2 separate regions of the Homo sapiens genome follow, and region 2 is linked to region 1. Evidence: chromatin contacts called from ENCODE Hi-C or POLR2A ChIA-PET data. All regions are on one chromosome and are shown on one strand. Each heading gives the region's core, a stretch centred on a gene start or an enhancer-like site at or near the end of the contact. The rest is flanking DNA. Distances are from core to core; before and after follow the strand shown.

Region 1 (7,087 bases), core at 2,316-4,815:
AGCAACCCCCTTGGCGGGGTGTGTAGGGGCGTCAAGCCGCGCTCATCAGCCCCCTTTGCAATACAGCTCCCTACTGCTAAGTGGAGGTGAGTAGTAAATAATACTCGCTGACTGAGAAAGTGCAAGGTCATCCGATTTTATTAATAGGCCGGGCGCGGTGGCTCACGCCCGTAATCCCAGCACTTTGGGAAGCCGACGCGAGAGGATCCCTGTAGCCCAAGAGTTTGAAACCAACAAGATAGTGAGATACCGTCTCGATCTTGCAGATAAACATTTTTAAAAAAAGAAGAAAAAAAAAAAAGGCCGGGCGCGGTGGCTCACGCCTGTAATCCCAGCACTTTAGGAGACCGAGGCGGGTGGATCACTTGAGGTCAGGAGTTTGAGACCAGCCTGGGCAACAGGGCAAAACCCAGTCTCTACTAAAAATACAAAAAATTAGCCGGGCCTGGTGTCAGGTGCCTGTAATCCCAGCTACTCGGGAGGCTGAGGCAGGAGAATCGCTTGAACCTGGGAGGCAGAGGTTGCAGCGAGCCGAGATCGTGCCATTGCACTCCAGCCTGGGCAACAGAATCAGACTGGCTCAAAAAAAAAAATTAAATTCTATTAAAGAACAAACAAATTTTTACTTCTAATTAGAACACTCCATTCTAGCAAAACACACATAGGTTAAAAAGATGGGTACATACATGGTTTATCCAGTAGCTTTGGCCACCGCTAGGTAGAGAGTTGCATCCTCAGGAGTTTCCCACACTTCATTTATTCGTTTACTCATTCTTTTTCCCCCCAACAACTATTTATTTCATGCTTAGTAAATACCATGCACTCTTATGGCAGAGAACCAAAACAAAAAATTCTCCCCTCCTGAAGTGTATCGCCTAGTGATGGAGACACGTAGTAAACAGATAAATATCTACTTACAATTGGAGGCCAGTGCTCTGAAGGAAAACAGCCAGGTTTTGAGAGCTCTATTTTAGGAAGATGGGCAAGGATAGCCTCCTTGGAGCTGACCTGAAGTGAAGATCTGAAATTGACATGGAATGAGCCAGGCAAAGCAGAGAGGGATTCCAAGTGGCTTCATGAGTTCTCAGATGAGGGACTGGGAGGAAGCCGGTGTGCGGTGCTCAGGAGTGGCGGGGTGTAAACTGTGGTGAGGTTAAGGAAGCAGGAGTTAACAATAAGCACCTGGGCCGGGCGCGGTGTCTCACGCCTGTAATCCCAGCACTTTGGGAGGCCAAGGCAGGTAGGTCACTTGAGTTTAGGAGCTGGAGACCAGCCTGGGCAACATGGCAAAACCCCGTCTCTACAAACAGTACAAAAATTAGCCGAGTATGGTGGTGTCACCTGTAGTCCCACCTACTTGGGAGGCTGAGGTGGGAGGATTGCTTGAGACTGGGAGGCAGAGGCTAGAGTGAGCCATGATTGGGCCACTGCACTCCAGCCTGAGTATCGCTCAGAGTGAGATCCTGTCATGGCGGGGAAAAAAAAGGAAGAAAAAGATTTAAACCCAGGCAATCCACATCAGCAGCCATTCTCATACCTATCCACTCCTCACTGCCTTCTAGGCATTGCTGAATTTGAGCTTTATTTTAAGTACAATGAGATATTTGTAAGCTTTTAAGTGGGACTCTGCATGATCTTTTATGTTTTAACAAGATGGTGCTAGATGATTACAGACTTTAGGGAGGAAGAGTAGAAGGGTGAGACAGCAGGCTGAGACAAGGAGGAGAGGTGCAGAGGTGGGAGACAGTGCAAGGATTTAAAACAAGTGACAGGACTGGTGACAGATCAGGTGAGGTGGTGTTGGAAAGGAAGGTGTCAAAGAAGGCACTTAGCTCAGGAAACTGGGTGGTACCATTGGCTGAGATGGAGCAGAGTGCAAGTTTAGGAGAGTCAGTAGAATTCAGATGTGCATACGTTGAGTTAAATGAGATGCCGGTGATACGGCTAAAACCAAAACCAAGGAGGCTGTTGGATAAATCACCGGCATTTCAAACTTAAGGTGTATAAAGGTGAATTCTTCATTTACCTTATTCTGAAATTCAGAGACGTCCAGGCTAGAAATGGAAATTTTTTTTTTTAAGCATTATGAGTGCTATTTAAGTCACTTACGGATGATGCTATCTAGGGAGAACACATAAACACAGAAGAGTTCCAAGAATCAAACCCTAAGGAACTCCAACATTTGGAGGGTGGATCCAGAAAGAGAAGGCAGGAGAGAGGAGAGAAAGCCAGTGCCTGAGGGGAGCCAGGAAGGACTCACAAGACAAACACAGCCTAGAACTGTGCTTACATTGTGCTTGGAAAAAGAAATAGACACCAGATCCCTGCTTCCTGTTTCCTTATGTGAACCCAAAGTATCCGAGACAGGTCTCAACCAATTTAGAAAGTTTATTTTGCCAAGGTTGAGGACACACGCCCGTGACACAGCCTCAGGAAGTCCTGACCACATGTGTCCAAGGTGGTCAGGGCACAGCTTGGTTTTATACATTTTAGGGAGACATGAGACATCAATCAATATGTGTAAGATGTACATTGGTTTGGTCCAGGAAGGCGAGACAACTCGAGGTGAGGGACGGGGCTTCCAGGTCACAGGTGGATAAGAGACAAACAGTTGCATTCTGTTGAGTTTCTGATTAGCCCTTCCTTGTGGAATTAGGTATTTCCTTGTGGGCAAATTATGAGCAAGGTGTGTAGCTTTTTTTTTTTTTTAATCTTTGTAGCTCTCTTATTTAGGAAATAAAATGGGGGGCAGGTTTGCCTGAAAGTTCTCAGCTTGACTCCTTGGCTTAGTGATTTTGGGTTCCTTGGAAAATGATTTATTTTCCATTCACACTTGTGGCAGGAAGTGGCCCAGACTCATGGAGTTTCAGTGTCAAAGTCTAGGCTGGTATAGAGGGAGCCCATGTGCTTGTCTAAGTTTATTCATTTGTCTACACTAGCAGGTGACGGGTGGCTGGGCACAGTGGCTCATGCCTGTAATCCCAGAACTTTGGGAGGCCGAGGTGGGTGGATCACTTGAGGTCAGGAGTTCAAGACCAGCCTAGCCAAGATAGTGAAACCCTGTCTCTACTAAAAATACAAAAAATACGGCCGGGCACGGTGGCTCACACCTGTAATCCCAGTACTTTGGGAGGCTGAGGCAGGTGGATCACGAGATCAGGAGATCGAGACCATCCTGGCTAACATGGTGAAACCCCATCTCTACTAAATACACAAAAAAATTAGCTGGGCGTCATGGCAGGCACCTGTAGTCCCAGCTACTCAGGAAGCTGAGGCAGAGAATTGCTTGAATCCAGGTGGTGGAGGTTGCAGTGAGCCTAGATCATGCCACTGCACTGCAGCCTGGGTGACAGAGCAAGACTCCATCTCAAAACAAAAACAAAAACAAAAAATTAGCCAGGTATGGTGGCACATGCCTTTAGTCCCAGCTACTGGAGAGGCTGATGTGAAAGGATCACCTGAGCCTTCATCACTGCAGTGAGCTGTGATGACTGAACAGGGTGAGTCAGCTCGGGGGCAGGTGCCCACAAGCCTTTGAGAGAGGGAGTCCACTCTGAGGATGGGTGGGTGGGGCTCAGGCATTGTTAGTCATATTCTTGTTCTCATTTCCTGTTTTTTTTTTTTAATCTCTCTCTGCCACTTCCTTTGATTACACCCATTTCTCCTCTTTCTACCTTACTATCTTCCCCCGCCAGAAAGCTAATTATGATTTCAGCAATCATTTGTCCCCATAATCCCATGATAATAAAATGTCCTTGTCCTCATCAATTACTATGCTGATTTATTTATTTTTTTTTTTTTTTGAGACAGTCTCCCTCTGTTGCCCAGGCTGGAGTGCAGTGGTGTGATCTCGGCTCCCTGAAACCTCTGCCTCCCAGGTTCAAGCGATTCTCCTGCCTCAGACTCCTGAGTAGCTGGGATTACAGGCACGTGCCACCATGCCCAGCTAATTTTTGTATTTTTAGTAGAGACCAGGTTTGACCATGTTGGTCAGGCTGGTCTCGAACTCTTGACCTCGTGATCCGCACACCTTGGCCTCCCAGAGTGCTGGGATTACAGGCGTGAGCCACTGCTCCCGGCCAAATTTTTTTCCTTCACATCTCTTTTGAATGCTTGAAAATTGCTGCCAGATATTTTTGTTTGTTTGTTTATTTATTTTGAGGCAGAGTCTTGCTGTGTCGCCCAGGCTGGAGTGCAGTGGTGCAATGTTGGCTCACCGCAACCTTCGCCTCCTGGGTTCGAGCGATTCTCCTGCCTCAGCCTCCCAAGTAGCTGTGATTACAGGCGCCCACCACCACGCCAGTCTTTTTGTATTTTTAGTATAGACGGGGTTTCACCATGTTGGCCAGGCTCATCTTGAACTCCTGGCCTACCAAAGTGCTGGTATTACAGGCATGAGCCACCACGCCTGGCCTGTTTGAGACAGAGTCTCGCTCTGTCGCCCAGGCTGGAGTGCAGTGGCATGATCTTGGCTCACTGCAACCTCCACCTCCTGGGTTCAAGCGATTCTCCTGCTTCAGCCTCCCAAGTAGCTGGTACTACAGGCGCCCACCACCATGCCTGGCTAATTTTTGTATTTTTAGTAGAGACAGGGTTTCACCATCTTGGCCAGGCTGGTCTCGAACTCCTGACCTCAGGTGATCCACCTGCTTCGGCCTCCCAAAGTGCTGGGATTACAGGCGTGAGCCACCATGTTTGTTTTTTGAGATGGAGTCTCACTCTGTAGCCCAGGCTGGAGTGCAGTGGCACGATCTCGGCTCACTGCAACCTCCGCCTCCTGGGTTCAAGCGATTCTTCTACCTTAGCCTCCTGAGTAGCTGGAATTACAGGCACATGCCCCCACACCCAGCTAATTTTTGTATTTTTAGTAAAGGATGGGGTTTCACCATGTTGGCCAGGCTGGTCTCAAACTCCTGACCTCCAGTGATCCACCTGCCTCAGCCTCCCAAAGTGCTGGGATTACAGGGGTGAGCCACCGTGTCTGGCCTACTGCTGGATATGTTTTATTTTTTGTTTTTGTTTTTGTTTTTTGAGATGGAGTTTTGCTCTTGTTGCCAAGGCTGGAGTGCAATGGCGTGATCTTGGCTCACTGCAACCTCTGCCTCCCAGGTTCAAGCAATTCTCCCGCCTCAGCCTCCCGAGTAGCTGGGATTACAGGCATGTGCCACCATGCCCGGCTAATTTTGTATTTTTAGTAGAGACGGGGTTTCTCCATGTTGGTCAGGCTGGTCTCAAACTCCCGACCTCAGGTAATCCACCCTCCTCGGACTCCCATAGTGTTGGGATTACAGGCGTGAGCCACCATGCCAGGCCCGGATATGTTTAAGAGGATTTTGTCTCCATGGTGGGGAGAAGGGAAAGATGAATCCCCACCCTAAGGCCTAACAGTAGTTCAGGGAGGTACAATTCTATGCAGAATGGTCTCCAGTGTCTAGCCTGACAGGCCAGAAATACAGGTAGCTGACTCATTGGGGAAGTTCTACCATTTAAAAGAAACTATCCTTTTCCTAATTATAAATGTATATTTTGTAGTAGAATTGGATTCCTGAAACTTTAATGAACTTGTGGATCCCTGGGGGGCCTCGTGAGGTGGCAGTATCTGACTTGGGAGGGCTGTGGTGGGGTTGGGATGCCGCATTTCTAACAAGCTCTCTGGTGGTGCTGAGATCACTGGCAGACAAACCACACTGGGGACTATCAAAGACTTAGCAAACAAACAAAAAATAGCTAGGATTACAAAAGCCAGCTGTAAATTTGCCTTCTCAAAAGGGACACTGCTTTCCATTCCTCTCTCCACGCCGGACTAGGTCAGGGCTCCGGGCTTCCCTCTCCAACGTCACCCACAGCATCGAGAGAGGGAACAGATGGAGATGAGGATGTAGAGTTGCTGGGGAGGCCAGAGGTTTGGAATGAGTGAATATGGGGTGGGGAGAGGTGGCCAGGGAAGGAGAAAATCAGAAAGGAGTCTCGTCCTGCTGCTGCCTGAGATAACTGATGATTTGCCTCCTCGCCTGAGATGAGTCAGGCGCAGGGATCTGCAGGATGAAAGGGAGAATTGGGGCAAGAGCTCTGAGTGGGTGAGAAGCTGAGAAAACAGGTGAGGTGGACCAGACCCAGAAATCCACTTCTCCACCCTCCCCTCCAAGCCTAAGTCTGGAGAATGATAATCCAAGGGATGCCCCCTGCCAACCCCCCATCATCTCTCAGTGCTCTCCCTGGAAGGATGAAGAGAAAGCCCTGAGCTTGCTTCTAGGGTGGGAAGCCTTGGTGCCTGGGACTTTCCACTCTAGCGTGTGTACGAGGCCATTCTTCCATTGCTATACAAAAAAAAAAAAAAAAACCGGCTGGGCACGGTGGCTCATACCTGTAATCCCAGTACTTTGGGACGCCGAGGCAGGCGGATCACCCGAGGTCAGGAGTTCGAGACCAGCCTGACCAACATGGAGAAACCCGTCTCTACTGAAAATACGTAATTACCCAGGTGTGGTGGTGTACGCCTGTAATCCCAACTACTCGGGAGGCTGAGGCAAGAGAATTACTTGAACCCGGGAGGCAGAGGTTGCAGTGAGCCAAGATCACGCCATTGCACTCCAGCCTGGGAAACAAGAGTGAAACTCCATCTCAAAAAAAAAAAAAAAAAACCTGAGACTGGGTAATTTATAAAGAAAAGAGATTTAATTGGCTCATGGTTCTACAGGCTGTACAGGAAGCATGGTGCTGGCATCTGCTCAGCTTCTGATGAAGACTCAAGGATCTTTCAATCATGGCAGAAGGCGAAGTGGGAGCAGGCATTTCACATGGAGAAAGCAGGAGCAGGGAGGGGGAGAGGTGTCACATACTTTTACATGACCAGATTTTTTAATAACTTGCTTATTTTCGCAAAGAGAGCATATGCGGGGCACTAACACTGCCCCCCTGGTCCAAACACCTCCCACCAGGCCCCACCTCTAGCACCCACTATTACATTCTGACAGGAGATTTAGGCGCAGACAAATATCCAGACTATATCGGGGGTAACCCCCTCCCACCACAACCCACACCGCCATGACCATGTCACAAAAACAACAAACCATACAGAAGAGCCAAG
Region 2 (7,087 bases), core at 1,284-3,783, 56 kb after region 1:
GCCCCTCAAACATCCCCCCCAACTCCTGACCTTATGCTCGCTCTGCCCTTGGAGTCCCATGTGGCTTACACTCTCATTTCTTTTTCTTTTTTCTTTTTTTTGAGATGGAGTCTTGCTCTGTCCACCAGGCTGGAGTGCAATGGCACAACCTCGGCTCACTGCAACCTCTGCCTCCTAGGTTCAAGCCATTCTCCTGCCTCAGACTCCCAGGTAGCTGGGACTACAGGCATGTGCCACCACGCCTGGCTAATTTTTTTTTTTTTTTTTTTTTTGGATTTTTAGTAGAGGTGGGGTTTCACTGTGCTGGCCAGGCTGGTCTCGAACTCCTGACCTCATGATCCACCTGCCTCGGCCTCCCAAAGTGCTGGGATTACAGATGTGAGCCACTGCGCCCAGCCTACACTCTCATTTCTTAGGGTCTCTGCTCTCTTATCAGGAAGGGCTTTCCTAAAGAACCATCTAAATAGCAGTGCCCGACACTCTATCCCGCCTCCCGACTGACATACCATTACCTTCTGATGGGTGAGACCCTGACTTGCTGTTACCGTAGCCCCCATCAGAATGACATCCATTAGAACAGAAGGACCATGAAAGCAGGGACAAGGGCTCTATTTTAGCTTTCACTTTAAGAACACATTTTGTGGGTACTTCATTGTGGATACTTCATAAATATTTGCTTTATAAAGCACAAAACAAAAAATCAGATCAGAAAACAATATGGGCTTTAAAACCTAACAAGACCAGGCATGGTGGCTCACACCTGTAATCCCAGAACTGGTAGGCAACATGGTGAAACCTCATCTCTACCAAAAATACAAAACAAACAAACAAACAAACAAAAGCCGGGCATGGAGGTCATCACCTGTAGTCCCAACTACTAGGGAGGCTGGGGTGGGAGAATCGCTTGAACCTGGGAGACAGATGTTGTAGTGAGGCGAGATCATGCCACTGCACCCCAGCCTGGGTGACAAAGTAAGACCCTGTCTTAAAAACAAAAAACAAACAAAAACATCTAACAAGAATGTTGGCATCAAGCAAAATGTTTCATCTGAAAATAAGAAACTCTGGGTATGGCCGGGTGGGGTGGTTCATGCCTGTAATCCCAACGCTTTGGGAGGCTGAGGCGGCAGATCACTTGAGGTCAGGAGTTCAAGACCAGCCTGGCCAACATGGTGAAACCCCCATCTCTACTAAATAAATAAATAAATAAATAAATAAATAAATAAGGCCGGGTGCGGTGGCTCACGCCTGTAATCCCAGCACTTTGGGAGGCTGAGGCCAGCAGATCACGAGGTCAAGAGATCGAGAACATCCTGGCCAACATGGTGAAACCCCTTCTCTACTAAAATACAGAAATTAGCCGGGCGTGGTGTAGCGGTAGTCCCAGCTACTCGGGAGGCTGAGGCAGGAGAATTGCTTGAGCCTAGGAGGCGGAAGTTGCAGTGAGCCGAATCCCGCCACTGCACTCCAGCCTAGGCGACCGAGAGAAACTCCATCTCAAAAAATAACATAACATAACATAACATAACATAACATAACATAACATAACATAACATAAAAAATAAAATAAAATATAAGCAGGGCACGGTGGCACCCGCCTGTAATCGCAGCTACTCAGGAGACTCAGGCAGAGAATCGCTTGAAACTGGAAGGCGGAGGCTGCAGTGAGCCAAGATCATGCCACTGCACTCCAGCCTGGGAGAAAGAATGAGACTCTGTCTCAAAAATGAAAAAGAAGGCCGGGCGCCATGGCTCACGCCTGTAATCCCAGCACTTTGGGAGGCCGTGTATATTCAGTAGAGACAGGGTTTCACCATGTTGGCCAGGATGGTCTCGATCTCTTGACCTCGTGATCTGCCGGTCTCGGCCTCCCAAAGTGCTGGGATTACAGGCGCGAGCCACCGCACCCGGCCTCTTTTTTTTTTTTTTTTTTTTTAGTAGAGACGGGGGTTTCACCATGTTGGCCAGGCTGGTCTTGAACTCCTGACCTCAAGTGATCTGCCGCCACAGCCTCCCAAAGCGTTGGGATTACAGGCGTCAGCCACCCCACCAGGCCTGCAGGCGATGTTCTTCAGCCTCCCCAACCTTCTAAACAGGGTAAAAGGACCCTGGCGACTATCCCATTGCTGCTTGCCGCTAGGAGCCACACATTTCAAGACTTTTGGCTGGAAAGATAACCGTTTTTACGGTGATACTTCTAAGGTGTTTGTCTGTGTGCTTTTTGGTGTAGTGTCAAATCTTCTGGTAAACATGCGATGAACACATATAGACTTTTGGAGGGGACTTATGGCTTGGCCCCCTCTGCGGATCACCCTAGAGAAAATGCAAACATTACCGTTTAGAGCCGCACCCGCAGAGCTAGAAGAGTTTTCTGTGTGAGGACCGGGCGGCGCTGGAAAGTGCTGCGGCCAGAGACCCCCTGGCCTTTGTCTCTCTGGCGGGCGCGGCTGCCCTGCCCGCCCAGGACTCGCCCCTGCGCCCTCCCTGCGAGGCTGCGGAGAGCAGAGGAGGCCCGGCTCTGGCAGCAGGAACTCAAAGACAGCGAGCGCTCCCCGGACGCTGAGGTCCCTCCGCGCCAAGCCTGGCCTCGCCTGCAGGGCTCGGACGCCGGGGCGGGCTCGTGGCTCCTGCTGCGGGGTCCCGAGGACCGCAGCTCGCTCCGCGCGGATGCTGCTCGGCAGACGCCTCCTTTCTACCTTCCCCTCCACCGCCATTCAGACCAGAATGTACTCGAACATACCCAAATTAAAAAAAAAAAAAAGTAACTCATCGGCATTATCCATTTCCTCCTCCTCCTCCTCCTCCTCAACCCTGTTTTCCGGGGACCATGACAAGAGGCGGCATTTCGTGATGACAGTGTGGGCCACTGCAGTCGTTGCTATTTTATAAGCCAAACGGCTGCTCGCTTTGCCCAGGGAACATAAAAATGACCACCTCCGCCCCTCAAAAAAAAAAAAAAAAAAAAAAAAAAAAAAAAAGAGACGCTTTGTGGTTTGCAGTCCGAGCAGGTGAGAGGCCCTGCCTCTGGCCTCTTCCCGCGCGCTCACAGCCGGGAGGTGTCGCCGGGAGGGGGCGCCCGGGCGCCAGAGGATCTGAGATGCACTGAAGCGCCAACCTGTCTCTATTGGGAGCGGTTCAGGGAAGGAGAAAAAGAACAGGAGGAAGCAACCATAAAGAGCATGTTTGGGGAACGGTCACGTTTCCTTCAGAGCCAGGAGAATGAGGCTGACATTTGTACAGGTGTAGTCTGGCGAAGAGCCCCAACGTGGCACGTTGCTTAGCGACGGAAGCCAAAGCGTTAATAAAAACCGTTAGGGTGAACACTTACAATAAAAGACAGGTGGTACAAAGTCAATGGATGCTGCCGCATCTTATTATTGAAATTCCTGCTGGCTAAGTGGAAAGAGAGGCAGTCTTGCTTCCAAATTTTCCTTTGCAGAAAGATACCAAGCATTCCGTTGGGGATGGAAGTGGGGCTGTTGGTACATTAAGTCTGATGCGGTTATTATTGTGTAGGCATTCTGACATGGCCAGAGTGGTTAGCATGTGTTTACTATGAACGTATTCTTTCAGCAGTTAAGTACGTAATGTGCAAAACACAGGTGCATCATCACAGATTGTCTTCATTTAAAGTTCTTCATGTATGCATCTGCAGCCACCCTTTTGTATCTTCTTGTGAATACTTTGCCCTGTGACTGCCCTCTCCTACCCAAAAGACAGACAAAGGCAGGGAAGATGATGAAATAGTGGGTGCTAGGTGGGGAGGGTAAACAACTGATAGTTCCTACCCGAAATCTTGCCTCAGGGGCTTCTGAAACCAGCAAACATGAAAACAGGAGTTGAGTCAAGCATTGGTATTCTAGCTCTCAAGTGAAATTTAACAAATTTTGCAGCCACTTCTCTAAGGCTTCCCATAATTAGACTGATGAAATTGTAAGGGTTCTATTAAAATTTGTACAATCAATCAATAACCATAACCCATTAGTTGCACCCTGCTAAGGTATAGATAAAATAAATGCAGTAAAGAATGAAAAATTGGCCGGGCGCAGTGGCTCACGCCTGTAATCCCAGCACTTTGGGAGGCCGAGGCGGGCGGATCACAAGGTCAGGAGATCGAGACCATCCTGGCTAACACGGTGAAACCCCGTCTCTACTAAAAATACAAAAAAATTAGCCGGGTGCGGTGGCGGGCGCCTGTAGTCCCAGCTACTCGGGGGGCTGAGGCAGGAGAATGGCATGAACCTGGGAGGCGGAGCTTGCAGTGAGCTGAGATCCAGCCACTGCACTCCAGCCTGGGCAACAGAGCGAGACTCCGTCTCAAAAAAAAAAAAAAAAAAAAGAATGAAAAACATCCGGGCCAGGGGCAGTGGCTCACGCCTATAATCCCAGCACTTTGGGAAGCCAAGCTGGGAGGATCGCTTGAGCCCAGAAGTTCGAGACCAGCCTGGGCAACAAAGGGAGACCCCATCTCTATAAAAAAATTAATCCAATAAATAAGAAAAATATCTGCAACTGGCTAAAAAAAAGTATGTAGGTACGGTTTTTCTTTTCGGAAATCATACTCCCAGCTGCTGCATCTACTGTGTATGTACAGAAAAGGGACTTTAGTAATTTAACTCATAGATGACTAACCTGTTGATAAAATAATTGTTAATGTTTGGGTGGTGTAGTTCACCAGAAGGGCACCAGAGGGCGCCCAAGTTTGCTTCCCACAGAACCCCAGGGTAATTTGCAGTTCAAAAGGCTGGCACTCAGCCCAGCATGGTTTCAACACCTGGAGGTCCTGTTGCTGGAAAGCATTTTGGAAACACAGGACTGATAACTTCCGTTCCACTGGTATGAACTGGAAGATGGCTAGGCTAATGCTCACTGTTGGATTCGAAGTCTTGACCTTGTTTTCAGTTGTGTTTGGGGCTGCTTTGTAGGAAGACCCGTCTCCCAGCTCTCAGCTTGTCTCCCACCCTCAGCATTTTTATAATGATAGTGCACAATGACAATCCCTGGAATAGTATAATTACAGTCTAGTGCATAGAGCGGTATGGATGAGGGGGATGTGTACATTCACAGAGGAGAACAGTGAGTGAAATCAGCCCTACCTAATCGACAGAGCTTTGTCATATGTTCTAAAGGTTAAAAATTCTCAATACGGGGACTCCCTTTTATTTCAAATCCACATCTGAATCTCTTTCACCTTGTTTACTGTGAGTCACTGAATCAATTATCTACTGCTGTGTTACAAATAACCCCCAAATATAGTTAAGAATAATAAATATGTATTATCTCAAAGTTTCTGTGGGTCAAGAATTCAAAGCCTCTTGGCTAGATGGTATGAGCCTGGGGTCTCTTTGTTGAGGCTGCTGTGAAATGGTGGCTGTGTCTGCAGTCATTTGAACACCTGACTGGGTTGGGGTATCCACTTCCAGGATGTTCACTCACATAGCTGCTGGGAGGAGGCTTCCTCACCTCCTGGATCTCATCATTGGACCGTTTCAGTCTCTCCCACGATATGGTAGCTGCTTCCTCCAGAGTGAGAACTCCAATGGAAATACAGTGGAAGCCACAATATGGTTTATGATCTAGTTTTGGAAGCTGCACATCATTTCCTCAATGTCCTAATGGTTACATGGTTAGCCCTGGGACTGACTACCCAAGGGCATGAATTCCAGGTGCTGGGGATCATAGGAGACCCTCTTGGAAGCTGGCTGGAGTGCAGTGGCGTGATCTCAGCTCACTGCAACCTCTGCCTCCCAGGTTCAAGTGATTCTCCTGCCTGAGCCTCCTGAGTAGTTGGGATTACAGGTGTCTGCCACCATGCCCAGCTAATTTTTATATTTTTAATAGAGATGGTGTTTCACCATGTTGGCCAGGCTGGTCTCGAACTCCTGACCTTAAGTGATCTGCCCACCTCAGCCTCCCAAAGTGCAGGGTTTTACAGGCATGAGCCACCTCACCCGGCCCAATTTACCTTATTTAATGGAATCATTTCTGTTTTAAGAATGCATACACGAATCACTTTTTACACTTGATCTTAACCAAAAGGCCAAGAAACAATACATGAAACACTTTTTAAATGCATACCAGAAGTTTATTTTCCTGAGTACAAATTGCTCCCCCTTCTGTAGATCAGAAAATAATTTCTGAAGAGGTGTGTGTTGGGGTGGGGAGAATGTCCTATCTTTAATAATATATATGTGTTATTAAACATATTTGTCTCTCACAACTGTAAAATTGATGTGTTAAGGAGAAGCTTTCCACCTTCTGGTTGGGAATGTTTTCTTCATTTCTTTCTGCAAGCAGACTTGCTAGCAAATGGCAAGTTATATCAAACAGTAAGAATCAATAAAAGTCATCAGGGAGTTACTGGATCACTTTGTTTTAAAACTAACCATCCCAAGCCCTTTTCTTGTATGACCTGACACTAGCCGACCCTAAAAGGGAACTGTGATGATTCTTTTATTCATTATTTTTTCAGAAATAAGAGCTCCAAGGCAGAAAGGTTTGAAGCAACCTCAGAATTGGAAAATGGCTGCGAACTCAAAGTTCTAACCTGCTGAGTGACCTTGGATGACATCAGAAACTTAAGAGAAGGGTTCTGACACTCACTCAGCAGCCTCCCTCCATTTCTGTCAACAGCAGAGGCAGCGCCCAGGCATCCTCCTGCCTTGGCCTCCCAAGTAGCTGGGATTCATATGGCTTTTGGAGTTAGAGAGATACGAGTTTAAATTCTCCCTTCACTTCTCATCGGCTGTGTGACCCTGGATGTTTTATTTAACCTCTCTAAGGCTCAATTTACCCTTGTGGAATATAGGGATACTAGTATTTACCTTCCTGGGTAGTTGTGAGGTGATCTATGTCAAGTACCTATTATAGTTCTTGGGCCTCCTAGGTGGTCAACATTTGGAGGCTGTTATGGAAGGGGGAGGGGATGGAATATGGCACCACAGTGATGTGCAGAGGGGATCTATAGTCAGCTGTTTCTCTCTAGGTGAGATCATGTAAAACATAACATGACATTCCATAGTATTTTTCTCTTTAGAAAACTGAATAAGCTTTCTGGGGAAAATCAGGGAAGTGAGAATGTGTGGTG

The links. Hi-C counts contacts between places; a loop is a spot of excess contacts on that map. ChIA-PET counts read pairs that join two places held with the same protein, here RNA polymerase II (POLR2A). Pooled maps may share reads with other maps.
Region 2: a loop to region 1 is called in a map of CD8-positive, alpha-beta T cell, with 7 times the contacts of the local background. The contact joins two enhancer-like sites. A Hi-C loop is called at or near these places in 2 of 168 maps with a recorded cell type or tissue (CD8-positive, alpha-beta T cell and naive thymus-derived CD4-positive, alpha-beta T cell), 2 of 37 single-sample maps with no recorded cell type and 9 of 50 pooled maps. POLR2A ChIA-PET finds 5 or more read pairs at or near these places in 11 of 52 experiments (A673, AG04450, BJ and 7 more).

Annotation. Positions count from the first base shown.
Region 1 is chr13:45,364,014-45,371,100 of GRCh38, reverse strand. TPT1-AS1 (TPT1 antisense RNA 1) reads right to left here. Exons shown (of 11, transcript NR_024458.1): 4 at 919-1,021. Among named protein-coding and RNA genes, the nearest start is that of TPT1-AS1, 26 kb to the right of the region's middle. RefSeq lists enhancers at 1-71, 72-572, 3,122-3,628. Within about 2 kb of position 3,565, at least 12 of the 41 ENCODE cell types and tissues checked have a DNase peak (open chromatin) inside an H3K27ac peak, as active enhancers do.
Region 2 is chr13:45,307,217-45,314,303 of GRCh38, reverse strand. No RefSeq gene overlaps it. Among named protein-coding and RNA genes, the nearest start is that of SNORA31B, 26 kb to the left of the region's middle. RefSeq lists a silencer at 2,464-2,523 and an enhancer at 4,367-5,059. Within about 2 kb of position 2,533, at least 4 of the 41 ENCODE cell types and tissues checked have a DNase peak (open chromatin) inside an H3K27ac peak, as active enhancers do.